Regions from separate parts of the Homo sapiens genome. Here region 2 is linked to region 1. A link is a loop called in an ENCODE intact Hi-C map of the cell type or tissue named here. Cell type or tissue: ascending aorta. All regions are shown on one strand. Region 1 overlaps CYFIP2 (cytoplasmic FMR1 interacting protein 2). Region 2 overlaps NIPAL4 (NIPA like domain containing 4).

Region 1 (2,500 bases):
ATAGTAAAGCATTGATTAAATAAAATGCCAGGTTATTGCATATCACGTATGTACTTAATACATAATGAAAAGGCAAAATTAGATCTTGTTGCATCAGTGTGGATAGATCATAGGCACAGTCAATTGGATGAAGCAAGCTGCACTACAGTTCATGCAGGATGATGGCTTTTTTTAAATGCACACAACAAAACCATATAAAACTCTTCTGAAAATGTCTGGAATGATGTCTACCTAGTTTATCATGGTGGCAACCTCTGAAGAGAGATGAGATAGAATAGAGTGGGAGAGAAAGAAGACTTCAGCCTTTTCTGTAGTGTTCTAACAAGGGTGAATGAGCTTATATGTTATTCTGTAATTGTTAAAAACCAGTACGAGTCACGATGAACATCAAGATGAGTAAGACAGGACCCCTGCCTTCAGAGAATTCAGATTATGCAGGGAGCAGGAAGGAAGAGAAATAGGGGGAGAGCGGAGAAACAAAAGGCATGTGCTATCTCCTTTCAAGTTGATTTCAGCAAGCTTCACATTTTGGGGGCAGGCAGGGGAAGAATTCTAGAAGAGAAACAGGGTATTCTAGTGAGACAAGCCAATGCTGACTGTTTAAGAGATTTAGGATTGAAATCTGCTTTTGAACTCGCATTCCGGCGGTCCTCTTTGGTGTTCTCACCAAGGGCAAAAGGACTCAAATCCTCAGCGGAGGACAGAAGGTGGCCTCTCTTCTGGCAAAACATGGTAAGTATTTTTGGAGCACGATGCAAAGCCTCATCTGCACAGACGTCATGCTGAGGAAGCCACCCCAGCCCGGCCCCCGCATGCCACCAACCTCCTTCTGAAAATGGTGATTAAAAGCTAATCATGGGGCCGGGCGCGGTGGCTCACACCTGTAATCCCAGCACTTTGGAAGGCCGAGGCAGGCGGATCACCTCAGGTCAGGAGGTCGAGACCAGCCTGGCCAACATGGTGAAACCCCAACTCTACCAAAAACACAAAAATTAGCCAGGCGTGGTGGCGGGCACTTGTAATCCCAGCTACTTGGGAGGCTGAGGCAGGAGAATTGCTTGAACCCAAGAGGTGGAGGCTGCAGTGAGCTGAGATCATGCCACTGCACTCCAGCCTGGGCAACAGAGCAAGACTCCATCTCAAAAAAAAAAAAAAAAAAAAAAAAGCAGCTAATGGTGGTTGGGTTCTTTGACTCACCAGAGAGAGAACTCAGATACTGTAGAGCACACACATTTTCTTTTTTGGCCTGCAGAGGCTAAACAGAGGAGATCCTCTCCAGTGATTTCCTTTTAGGGAGAAAACCCAGTGAGTGACATGTGAATGTGTCTGCTCCACTGCTGCTGTCATCCTGCAGGCATCCCGCCTCTCACTCCGAAGTCTGGCATGTGTTTCCACTTAGAGGACTGTGAATTCCTTCCCTGTTCTGGTGAACACCATTTCCTTGGGACTGATAGAAATCTCAGTCTGTCAAATGCCTAGTGTTTAACAAATAAAAGCCTAGACATTCTGTGAGACAGGAAATGCTAGTTTTATAAGTCTCCCATTCCTCAAGAAATAGTCCAAAACTTAGTCATTCCATGAACCAAAGAAAAGTTAACAAAATATTAACTTCTGAGAAGGTTTGGGCACAGGGTACTCGTAAGATATCTAGGAGGTGACAGAGGAAGTCTGCAACATATTTAAAGCCGGGAAGCTTGAGCAGTATTGCATTCTTTGCATTTGTTTGAGACAAATTGAAGTGACCTGGTTTGTTGCCCCACACTATCACCAAGAAGAAAAACTTGGGGCTGGGGGAGGTTAAAAGACAGGGATCCTTGTCCCTTCTCCACCCCTGAATTATCTAGTGCAAGCCATTTTTCTCAATCTTTATTTTACCATCTATGTAATGGGATCATAGCTGCTTTACCTGCCTTTCTTGTTATCACGAGCAAATAATAGAAGCATAAGAATTCAAAAAACATTGAGGTTTTTGAGAAGGAATATTGTTACATATTCCTTCTCAAAGTTATAGAGAAGGAATATTGATGATTCCGGCACAGCTTCACAAATGTTTTCTCTATCCCCTTGTTAAACTCACATAAGAAGGGCAGAAAGAGAAATACTCCCCACCGAGGGGAATAGAAAAGAAATGGATAAAAGCTATGTTAAACACTCCCCTCCCTACATAACACCAAACTGCAAATTGAGGGTATTTGCAGGAAGCGAGCTATAAAGCACATTTTCAAAGCAAAGAGAAAATGATAGACATACCAAAAGACAAGATGTGAAAGAAAACTCACAACATAAAAAAATACAATGTTAACACACACGGAAAAGTATCTGGCCTTACCAGTAATCAGTGAAATGCACATTCAAAGAATGAGGTAAAATTTTTAAAATTTTTCATCTCAAGTTGATGAAGACTATTTCTGAATGGAATAATTTTATTATTATTATTGAGACAGGGTCTTTGCCTGTCACCCAAGCTGGAGTGCAGTGGTGTGATCACAGCTCACTGCAG
Region 2 (2,500 bases), 79 kb after region 1:
TCTAGCTTCCTCATCGGCAGCAGCGTCATCCTCAAGAAGAAAGGCCTCTTGCGACTCGTGGCCACGGGAGCCACTCGAGCTGGTAGGTTCCTGGGCCAGGAGAGGATAGGGCCCAGGGCAGCTGAGCTCTCACAAGGTCCGGGGCTGTAGTCTAAGAGGATGGCCTCAGCAAGGTACAAAAGGCTCATTGTCAACCCTATCTGGAATCCCACCTGCCAACAGGGTTAGGGTTTAGGGTTATAAAGGAAGGCCTCCAATAGGAGGTCTCAGTTTAGAGAGCAAACAGGATGCCTTCCTTTAGAATCCAATCTTTCCTGAGACCTTCATGATGTGTTTATTAGAGGAGGGAAGGGACAAGTCTCAGGACCAAGAATCAGATATGCATGTCTGGTCTTGGTCTTACTTCCCACCAACGTCATCACAGGCAAGTCACAGCTTCTCTGCAAAATGGGAATAGATACTTCTGCTCAGAACAATGTCAGACGCTGGTGTGCCCTCACTTAGCATCCAATTGAGCTCCCTTCTGGGCTGCCAAAAAATGGTGAACTGTCTGACCCCAAGGGATTTGCTTGTTTGGAAAATAAGATGTTTTTCCGTGAAACAGTGCTTGAGAAAAGGAATCCTGTGCAAAATGACTCATTCATTTAATCACCATTTATCACATGCCTGCTGTATGCCAGGGACAATGCTAGACATGGGGATTCAGTGTCCTCGTGGAACCTTCAGTCAAGTGGAAGAGACAGATGAGTCAATAGGCAGTTGTTTTATCATGTGTTAAGTGCCATCATGGGGAAAACACAGCCTGCTATGGGGGAATATTTTGGAGGGGTGTGTAAAGCCCAGACTTGGGGGATTAGGGGAGGTTTCTCTAGAAGAGATGATCTCTAAACTGAGACCTAGATTATGAGGAGACAGCAAGGTAAAAGGGGAAATAGGGAGACAGTGTTCCAGGCAGAAGGAATAACACGTGCAAAGGCTCAGAGGTGAGAGAACTTGAGTGATACTAGAAATCGAAAGTCATTCAGAATGGCAGGAGCAGGAGGGGTGCATGGTGAGTGAAGGGCCAGCTCATGAAGGGTCTTGTAAATGGAAGTACAGAGGCTGAGTGCAATTGTTAAGTGACTGAAAGGTTTTAGGAAGGCGAGTGACACAGTCTAATTTGCAATTTGAAAAGATCCCTGGTTGCTGGGTGAAGAACGGATTAGGGGACAAGCCTGGAGCCTGGGAAACCAAGTAGGTGAGTGAAAGGACAGAACTTGAGCCCGGGAGACGGAAATGGGAATGGAGACAACTGGTGGATTCCAAAGCTAGTTTTTGAAGGTAGAATTTACCAGCTTTGATACAGACCGGCTTCAAGCAAGGGAGGAGGGGCGGGGGAAGGAGTCAAGGATGACTCATGCTTTTGACTTGAGCAACTGGGGTGATGAAAGTGCTATTTCTTGAGATGAAGAGTGTAGAAGGAGGGACAGGTTTATGGGAAGATGATGCATTCAAGTTTGGACACGTTCAATTTAATGTTTTTGTGGGATATTGCACTTAGGAAGCAGACTATTAGGGTTCTAATTCTGGCTCCTCAATTCCTGGTGATTCAATTCTGGGCAAGAAAAGTATCTATTTCTATGCCTCAGTCTTCTCATCTATAAAATGGAGATAAGAATAGTACCAGCCTAAAGGGTTATAAGAAAATGCAACATAGTTAGAATCATACCTAGCACAGAGTAGCACTAGTATTGGTATTACTGTTATCTCAGTGAAAGGTTCCCACAGTTAGAGGTACTAGTGCACAGACTAGCACTAGTATTGGTATTACTGTTATCTCAGTGGGAGGTTCCCACAGTTAGAGGTACAGGTCTAGAGCCCATGTGTGCTGCAAAATGAATAGCTGTGAGGTGCAGAGATGAAGTCAGGAACAATGGTCATTGCCATTCCACCCTTCACTTCTAGACAAGTGTTGGAAAGGCCAGAGACCTTCCAGAGTGCCAGGGAAATTTCTGCTTGTGTTCAGAGAAGGTATCATTGACCATTCAGAAAGACAACTTCCCTGGAATCCATTTTTTTCTCCAATCTACTATTTCAGTATCTTCTGTGATTTCAACCCTTAGAGTAAAATGTTCTCAGAGTTCTTAACATTTATGGGAAATTCTGACCTTTTTAGGAACCTAATGAAAATAGGACACCTCTTCCTTAGAAAAGTGGGCATTCCCAAAAGCAACATAAATTTTTGGATTTTTATGAAACTGTCTCAAACCCATCTATCATCATCCATTATTATCATCATCGTTGTTGCTAATGTTACTGAGTATTGACTACGTGCCAGGTCCTGAACAAAGCAGACACAATTCCTGGCTTTGTGGAGCTTCCATTTTACTGGGGGAAATGTCATAAAATAAGAAGATCAACTAAAATTAAGAACAACAATGCCATGAAAGAGAAGAGCTGGGTGTTATGAGAGAACCCCAGCTGGGCACAGTCACTCACACCTGTAATCCCAGCACTTTGG

Evidence for each region. Peaks named below come from ENCODE experiments on the same cell type or tissue, not always from the same donor. Only the 100,000 strongest peaks of a DNase experiment are listed, where the experiment ranks them.
Region 2: it touches region 1 in a loop (2.2-fold over the local background); 14 of 110 quality-filtered maps call a loop at or near these places.

Annotation. Positions count from the first base shown.
Region 1 is chr5:157,383,799-157,386,298 of GRCh38, forward strand. All of the region lies in intron 28 of CYFIP2 (cytoplasmic FMR1 interacting protein 2), which reads left to right. All of the region lies in intron 1 of NIPAL4-DT (NIPAL4 divergent transcript), which reads right to left. Among named protein-coding and RNA genes, the nearest start is that of FNDC9, 39 kb to the left of the region's middle. In ascending aorta, no CTCF peak of the experiment used is centred here; DNase peaks (open chromatin) are centred at 882 and 1,353; H3K4me3 peaks cover 1,755 bases; H3K27ac peaks cover 2,500 bases.
Region 2 is chr5:157,463,252-157,465,751 of GRCh38, forward strand. It overlaps NIPAL4 (NIPA like domain containing 4), which reads left to right. Exons shown (of 6, transcript NM_001099287.2): 2 at 1-82. Among named protein-coding and RNA genes, the nearest start is that of NIPAL4, 4.3 kb to the left of the region's middle. In ascending aorta, no CTCF peak of the experiment used is centred here; a DNase peak (open chromatin) is centred at 1,370; H3K27ac peaks cover 431 bases.